Regions from separate parts of the Homo sapiens genome. Here regions 1 and 2 are each linked to region 3. Evidence: chromatin contacts called from ENCODE Hi-C data. All regions are on one chromosome and are shown on one strand. Each heading gives the region's core, a stretch centred on a gene start or an enhancer-like site at or near the end of the contact. The rest is flanking DNA. Distances are from core to core; before and after follow the strand shown.

Evidence for each region. A loop is a pair of places that touch in the nucleus more often than their neighbours do. Pooled maps may share reads with other maps.
Region 1: a loop to region 3 is called in a pooled map, with 7 times the contacts of the local background. The contact joins the promoter of COQ3 here to the promoter of MMS22L in region 3. A Hi-C loop is called at or near these places in 4 of 50 pooled maps.
Region 2: a loop to region 3 is called in a pooled map, with 11 times the contacts of the local background. The contact joins the promoter of USP45 here to the promoter of MMS22L in region 3. A Hi-C loop is called at or near these places in 3 of 168 maps with a recorded cell type or tissue (ascending aorta and naive thymus-derived CD4-positive, alpha-beta T cell) and 11 of 50 pooled maps.

Annotation. Positions count from the first base shown.
Region 1 is chr6:99,392,922-99,395,627 of GRCh38, reverse strand. It overlaps COQ3 (coenzyme Q3, methyltransferase), which reads left to right and starts at 1,433. Exons shown (of 7, transcript NM_017421.4): 1 at 1,433-1,554. The coding sequence starts at 1,449. RefSeq lists an enhancer at 1,538-2,177.
Region 2 is chr6:99,514,095-99,516,960 of GRCh38, reverse strand. USP45 (ubiquitin specific peptidase 45) reads left to right here and starts at 1,538. Exons shown (of 18, transcript NM_001346022.3): 1 at 1,538-1,569. RefSeq lists silencers at 751-970, 1,281-1,650, 1,701-1,800 and enhancers at 717-1,622, 1,623-2,530.
Region 3 is chr6:97,281,924-97,284,623 of GRCh38, reverse strand. MMS22L (MMS22 like, DNA repair protein) reads left to right here and starts at 1,408. Exons shown (of 25, transcript NM_001350599.2): 1 at 1,408-1,528; 2 at 2,071-2,310. The coding sequence starts at 2,147. RefSeq lists enhancers at 1,132-1,191, 1,572-1,831.

The DNA of each region.
Region 1 (2,706 bases), core at 184-2,683, 2.1 Mb before region 3:
TCACTCCAATAAATACAAGACGTGCTACATTTTCTTTTGTGCAGAGCTTTCTGCCTTCATGTGGAGAGAGGATCATGTATCTAAGGGTAGAGGAGCTCTGAAGAGGACATAGCAACTGAAAAGTGCGACCACCCTTAGGAGGAGGTCAATATTTTAGCTAAGAACCATGAATGAAAGACTATTGCTGTCTGGGTGAGGTGGCTCCCACCTGTAATCCCAGCACTTTGGGAGGCTGAGGCAGGCAGATCACCTGAGGTCAGGAGCTTGAGACCAGCCTGGCCAACATGGTGAAACCCTGACTGAAAATACAAAAATTAAGCCGGGAATGGCAGCATACACCTGTAATCCCAGCTACTTACGAGGCTGAGGCACGAAGAATCACCCGAGCCTGGGGGACGGAGGTTGCAATGAGCTGAGATCCTACCACTGCACTCCAGCCTGAGCAACCGAGTGAGGCTGTCTCAAAAAAAAAAGAAAAAAAAAGATTCCTGAGCGGTAAATTTCGCTAACTGAAAGAACCCTTTACCAATTTGACCCTACCTGTTGAAAATACAGAATAATTTTTTGTCTTCAATGTTGGAGATTCGTCATTGTTCTTACCCAAAGAAAGACTTTGTGCATTTAGACGTAAAATGTTACTGATCACTGTTCCTAGCTCTAAATGAAGTTTGCCTAGACTGAGCCACAGAAGCCTCCTACTACATGATGTATATACCCTGTACAAGATAATAGTCATTTGCAGAAAATAAGTTTTACATTTGGCCTTCTGGCCATCTGATATTTGAGTGCCTTGAAAGGGGAAACAATTCTTCCCTTGAGGAAGAAGTGCTCCCATACTCTTGCATTCTTAGCAGTAGGGTCAATGTCTTACAGGAATATAAAAGTCCTTGAAGAGACATCTGTTAAGTGTGAAATAGAGCTACATGGCAATAAAAGAAGACACAGCACGAAGTAATGGCCTGATTGAGGTCAACTTCGAACATGAGGTTTGAGGTGTCCTATAGCAATAAAGTATCTTCAAAGTTGTTTATGATAGTAAAAACATCTTGCAGTTTAATTCCATGTGCAATTTGCTAAATGAGCGTGAAAGTATAGCCATACATACATAACACTCAACAATACAATCATGAAAGTCGGCTGCAGGCCGGGCGCGGTGGCTCACGCCTGTAATCCCAGCCCTTTGGGAGGCCAAGGCGGGCGGATAACCTGAGGTCAGGAGTTCGAGACCAGCCAACATGGAGAATCGCTTGAACCCGGGCGGCGGAGATTGCAGTGATCCCAGAATCCGAGATGGGGACTGTACTCCAGCCTGGGCAACAGAACAGACTCTGCTAAAAAAAAAAAAAAAAAAAAAAGTCGGCTGCAGACGGCGAAAGTGATCTCGGAACCTTTATGTTGGGGATCTTTTTTCGGGAGGGACCGGAAAAGAGGTGGGATCGTTTGTCGCGATGTGGAGTGGCCGTAAGCTGGGCTCCTCCGGGGGTTGGTTTTTAAGAGTGCTGGGGCCTGGAGGCTGTAATACAAAAGCTGCGCGTCCCTTAATTTCCTCGGCGGGTGAGTGTGTGTGCGGAGGTCCTTCGCATGCAGTCAATTGCGAGCGCTGGCGTCTCTGCGCATGCGCCGGGGGTGGGGCGGTGGGTTGTCTCTGGACCTCGCGAGGGGTCAGCGCGAAACCTAAGGCTTGGTCCTGGCCCCATCTCTCTCCATTGTAAACCTCGCATAGTCCCGTTGGCGGACGCCGGGGAAAAGAGCTCAGGACCAGTGGTCCTGTCTGGAAAAGCGCAGGCCGCGGGTCTCTTGTGGCTGAGCTCCTTGCCCCAGGAGCCGGCGACCCGCTCTGCGTGTGCTGCAGTCTGAAGGTCATGCATCTTTCCTTTGCCGGGGCAGGAATAACTCACGCCTCGTAGTTATGCATAGCTTTGTATCTGTGTTTTGTTTGCACAAAGCTTGCTGTTTTTTTCAGAAAGAATTTAAGGCAGCTGTATTACTTTTTGATTAATAGGTTAATCCAACAGACTGCATTTGCAAATGAGATCAAGAAAATAATGCACTGCTCAGTGCTTGTAGACAGCAGTCTGATTTTCGAACTCTCAGTATTAAGTAGAAACTTAAGCTCATCTTTCACATGGAACTCTTAACAAATACTGTATGCCAGACACTGGTATGAGCACTGGGAATTTAAAAATGAATGACACCGCAAGGATCTCTTTAAAAATGTTAGGATAAACCTAAGATCAGGATATAATGAACAAAAAAATGGGGAATCTAACCGCCCATTAATAAAGGTTATTAGTTGGTACTATCATACAGTGAAAAATAGTACAGCCAATAAAAATGATTTAAATCTATTTGTACCCACATGGAAAAGTAGTAAGATATAGTGTTAAGAAAGTAAAGTTTCATTGTTTCCTGGAAGGAGCCAAAAAAAAAAAAAAGTTACAAATCAGTATGTATAGTGAACTTGGAGTTACAGGTGGAGATATATAGAGAAATTTTGCAGTGATTGCCTGTGGTAGAGTAGGTGATTTTCTATCATTTTATCCTTTATATACTTTTCTTTTTCTGAACTTTTTTTAGTAAACATGTGTCTTTTATAATCAAAAATTTAGAAAAGATATAATAAACCTAGTTCCAATTTTTGAGGGGTGAACATAGAAGGAGCATTTAATCCATATTTGGGATCAAGGAAACTTCTTGAATGGGATA
Region 2 (2,866 bases), core at 289-2,788, 2.2 Mb before region 3:
ATAATTTCTAATTTTTTTCTTATGAAGAAAAGAACCTAAATTTCCATAATCTAATTCAATCCCTTTTAAAAAATCAATCATAAACTGGGTTTCCACATATATTTTTTAAAATCTCTTTTACAGTGACACAATTAAGATGCAAATTATTTAGATTTGCTCAAGTTTGCTTGTTCTTGTTCTTCCAAGTTCTAGGTCAAATCCAAAGTTAAAATACATGAAAGCTTTTGATTTATGAAGTAGACAATTTTGCCTTCAAAATTACACCACATGACCTCTTCTTATTTGAGGAATATTTTCTTTTTCCCTAGGGAAAAAAATTATCCTAACCCCAAAATGATAGTGTACCTCTATACCTGTAACAGCAACTGGCATATCTGTGCTCAATTATGTTTGTTAAATGAATGGTCCTTGTTAAGTACGATATAAGCAAATATCAACCTTCTTTGCCAAGTTCTCCACATGTAAATACTGTTAGAAGAGTTTTTAAAGAAAAATTTAGTGTTTGCAATTTTAACTCTCGTATCTTCTGATTTCTACGCCAATGCTCTTATCCTTAAAGCCACATTTGTCCCTTGGCTGAAGAGTTGTGAAAGATCAGGAGACTTTTAGAACCTATCCATAACCAGTGTTGGCATTTGCAATATCCATGATTGAAACAAAATATTTTCAAACCAACTACTTTTACTAAACATGCAATGTGCTGGCCACTTCAACAGATAACCGGGCTTTGAGGAGGTATAGGTGTATTTCAAGAAATGTACTATCTAGCTAGGAAGAGAGAAGGATAGGTAAGACAACAGCAATGGGGGAAAAACCACAATAATATATGACGAATGTTAGATGTGACTTTAAGAGTTCAGGGGGCGGCGGGGGTGTGGGGGCGGAGCCGGGCGCGGTGGCTCAAGCCTGTGATCCCAGCACTTTGGGAGGCCGGGGCGGGCGGATCACAAGGTCAGGAGATCGAGACCATCCTGGCTAACACGGTGAAACCCCGTCTCTACTAAACAAAATACAAAAAATTAGCCGGGCGTGATGGCGGGCGCCTGTAGTCCCAGCTACTCGGGAGGCTAAGGCAGTAGAATGGCGTGAACCCGGTAGGCGGAGGTTGCAGTGAGCCGAGATCTTGCCATTGCACTGCAGCCTGGGCGACAGAGCGAGACTCCGTCTCAAAAAAAAAAAAAAAAAAAAAAGAGTTCAGAGGAGGGTAACGGAGGGAAATCGGAGGCTGTTTCAGAAGGTGCCCAGCAACAAGTGGGACTTAAGCCGGACTCCTGCAACATCCGAGGTGCGCACGCTGGCCCAGGATCCTAACAAATTGCTAGTCGGTGGCTATGAGTCTTAGATTATCAGGGACTCTCCGGGCTCTGCGGACACGCAGAACGCAGGCGCCACGCAAGCCGGCCCCGCCCTTTCACCCCTCCCCGCGCTCCCGGGCCCCGGGCGCGCCGCCTGGAACCCTCCCGGTCCTGGCTGGGGGCGGGCGAACGAGGCCCCACCTCTGCCGGGAGCGGGACGAGCGCGCAGGCGCAGTCTCCCCAGGTTGTAGACGCTGCGGCCCGGCCCGGCGGGGTGAGTTGAGAACGCGGCGCTTTGGTCGCAGCGGCGGTATGGTCGCCGCAGTTTCTCGGTCTTCGCTTCGGCGACCTTGACCCCCTTGTGGGTGGGCGAGGCTGGAAGAGAGGCTCCCCACCCCACTCGGCTTCCTGATCCCTGGGGGCGCCGGGCGGTCACCGAGGGCCGTGTGAGCGCCGCTCTGCCGGCTCCGGGTCCATGCGGCTGCGGGAGAAGCCCTGGGCGTCGGGGCTGGCCTGGGAGGGGCCCGAGTCCCCTGGTGACCTGGGCGCGCGGCGGCCCCACACCTTTCCGTCCGCCTCATCGCGGCGCATTTCTCTTCACATCCTCGGGGTGTGTGTGTGTTGGTGACCGGAGGAAGCCTGTCTAATGACTTTTCTGGAAGCGTCGTGTATTAGGAGCTCCGGGGCCGGACTGCTTGGGTCCGCATCTCCATCCACCGCTTACTGGCTTTGGGACCTCTGCAAGTCACTTCACTTCTCTTTCTCAGTTTCAAGTGTAAAATGCGGAAAATAATAGCAACTTATCTCCTAAGGTGGTTGTGAGGGTTGCGTGGGTTAATATTTGTGAAGTGCTTAGAACTGAGCGTGATACACAGCAAAACCATAAGTGCTGCTCATCTTTTTGAGCTTGGTATATAAAAGGAGATAGTGACCTTTTCTTCTCTTTCCAACCCCCATAAATAATTGCCCAAGAGTAGGAAAAAAGGATTTTTTTTTCTTAAGGATATGGGCTTTTTGCATAGCCTGTTTAAAAACAAAGCTTTCTAAACAACTTAGTTGCACATCCTACTTTAGAGAAAAGACAAGTGTTAAGTGATGGTGACTTGAAAACTGTAAAGTTTATTGTTTGGAAAACCGCATGAGAAAAATGGCCAGAACATATTTGTGCTAAAAAGAGTTAACATAGCAGGCCTTAAGACTGCTATCCTTAGAAAGGACTGCTTGCAATGTTGGTGCTTGTTTGGCATCTGGGAACTTAGATTTTTGGGTTTGTGCTGAACAGTATGTTTTATGCCGAAATTACCAGCTTCTGTAAAAATCCGGGACACCAAGTCTTTAATGGGCTTCCCTGCGCGGAAACTGCTGCATTTTCACTGATGGAGGAAGGATGTGTTTTGTTTGACCCCTCTTGGGAGGGAGACCGCATAAGGAGCCTACACGTGATTCCTCCAGACTCCGCTTGTGTCTTTTTCTATTATGATGAGCCTTTATATCCATACTGCATTGTGTAATAAATGTCAGCCATGAATTCAACTATATGTTGAGTCCCGTGCATCCTATCAAAGCTCTAA
Region 3 (2,700 bases), core at 159-2,658:
CCAGGCTGGTCTGGAACTCCTGGTCTCAAGGGATCCACCTACTTCAGCCTCCCAAAGCCACTGTGCCTGCCCTGGCCTGAAGTTTTCTTGTAAGAAGTGGTGTGTGTGTGTGTGTGTGTGTGTGTGTGTGTGTGTGTGTGCAGAGAGAGAGGAGGGAGGCTTAACCAAAGATTCTGAGTACTACGATAAATACAGAGATACTCAAATTTTCTTCTTTTGTTGATTTTTGACAGTTTGCGTCTTTTAAGGAATTTGTCCATTTCACCTATGCTTATTGGCATAAAAATGTTCATAATGTTCTTTTAATATCCTTGTCCTTTTAATGACTAAATTTCATAGTGATGAAACCTTTTTAATTCCTGATACTGATAATTTGTTTATTTTCTTTATCAGTTTGGGTAGGGGGGTTATCAATTATATTGCTCTTTTAGAAAAACAACTTTTGCATGTATTTCCTTCCATTTATTTCATCCCATTTATTTCTACTATTTATCATTTCATTCATTTTGCTTGCTTTGGTTTCAATATGCTGGGGGTTTTTTCTAGTTACTTAAGACAAAAGTTTATTGAATTGAGTTCTTCTTTTTAATGTAAGCAGGTACTGTTACAAATTTTAGTGTTTTCATTTTAATTTAATTCAACGTATTTTCTAATTTTCCTGTGATTTTTCCTGATTCACAGGTTAGTTAGAAGTATGATTCTTAATTTCCAAATATTTAGAGTATTTCAAGTATCTACTTTATTTCTAGTTTAATGCCATTATGATCAGACTATACACTTTGTACGATTTAAATCTTTTTAAAGTTGATGACATTTGTTTTATGGCTCGGAATATGGTATCGCTTAGTGAATGTTTCATGTGCACTTGACAGGAGTGTGTATTCTGCTATTGTTGGGTTGGTCACCTATAAACGTCAATTAGGTCAAGTTGGTTAGTGCTTTCCAAGTTTTCCATATCCATACTAATTTTCTGTCTACTTGTTCCATCTGTTACAGAGAAAATTAATTGTTGCACTTGCCTGCCTCACAGTCCATGGACAAAAGGCATCTGCATTCTAACAAGAGTTGCTGGCCCCAGAGCGGGAAGAGGGGACGGCGCGACTGTGGGTGTGAACGAGGCACTCACTTCGCACTCACTGGAGTAAATATCTTCTCTTTGGTCCGGCCAGAGGATAAACCCATAGTCCTTAAGTCCTCTCCTCCGCCTCAGCAGCAGTTCTGTTTTTTTTTTTTTACCAGGCCCCGCCTTTCAGCCGAACGCACCAATTAAAGGTACAAAAAAAAAAGTTTCTCAGTACCTCGTCCCGGACTGACGGACTCTCGCGAGAATTCGTGGGGCTCCGACTGTTTCCGCGCAGATATCGCGAGGCGATTGGTAGCCGGGGGAGGGCTGCGCCGTGGCCCCGCCTTTCCGGAGCGCGGGCGCGCGGTGGCGGGAATTTCGCCTGTTTGCGGTTTAGACCCCAAAGATTCCTGTTGGTGGTCTGGGTCACAGGAGGCAGGTTTCGGGAGCTGGAAATGTGAGCGGGTACGACAGGCACCGCGGGTAACCGACGCCCCGGGTCCTTGCTGCAGCCGGGTACGCGGGATACCGGCACCCCGCCTTCTCCGCCCGAGTGCTGCCAGGCGTGGGCCTGGTGGGTCTCGCCTCCTCCTTGGAGGGTCGGGGTTGGCCCTAGGGGTTGCTTTCCTAATTTCCACCCCGAGCCGGGGAGGGAGCGTTCTCCACCCTGCTGCTGGGAAACGGGCGGAGAGTGGTTTAGAAACGTTGCGGAGGGCGCAGTTCTAGGCAAGCCCGGGACGCTATGTCCTGCAGACATTTCTTTGCTTTTCACCTTGTCCTGGGCTGCAGAGCCCGACTTAGTGGCCGGATTTCGAGGTCCCTGCCACAGCCAGTTGGTTGTGCATTTTGTCTTAAGTTCTGACAGCCTTGATGGACGGAGGGCGAGGGGGAATTGGGAATTTGGCCTCTGGGTTTGTTCGTTTGTTTTTCCTTCCTGCTGGCGGACGTCTTGAGAACTTTCTGAAGTAATCCCCACTCTCTCGGCCCCACCCCCCCCCCCCCAACAGGAATCTCTTCACACCTTCTCTTTGGAGCCCTTAATGATACGACGAACCCCAAGTGTTTCAGAACATGAAGTAAACAATGGAGAACTGTTCTGCTGCATCGACGTTCCTGACTGACAGCTTAGAGCTGGAGCTGGGGACGGAATGGTGCAAACCTCCTTACTTTTCTTGTGCTGTTGACAACAGAGGAGGAGGAAAACATTTTTCTGGAGAATCCTACCTCTGCAGCGGAGCCCTTAAGCGGTAGGTAAAACTCAGAGACATTTTCCCTCATCTGATTATTCACCAGTTTTTTAGGAATGTTAGTTATTTCAGCCCATTAAACTTTGGTGTTCACCAAGTCGTGTTTTATAAATCAGCTTAGTATATCATAAGGGTACAAATGATTATCAGTTCTGCTGGCTTCTTGGTAAGGGCATATCTAAAGTATTTGGGGTATTAGGGAAAACTTCCTTGGTAACTGATGTTCCCTTACTGTAGGGAGCTGGGCACTAATTTTTCTTCTACTTAAAATGAATTCCTAACTATCTGAGCCTTTTGCAGTAGTATTTCCTTCTAAAGAGTGTGATAATATTCTAGAGCTTTCCAGTAATATTTAAGAGAGACAAACATTTTTTATTGCCCCTGTTCCTT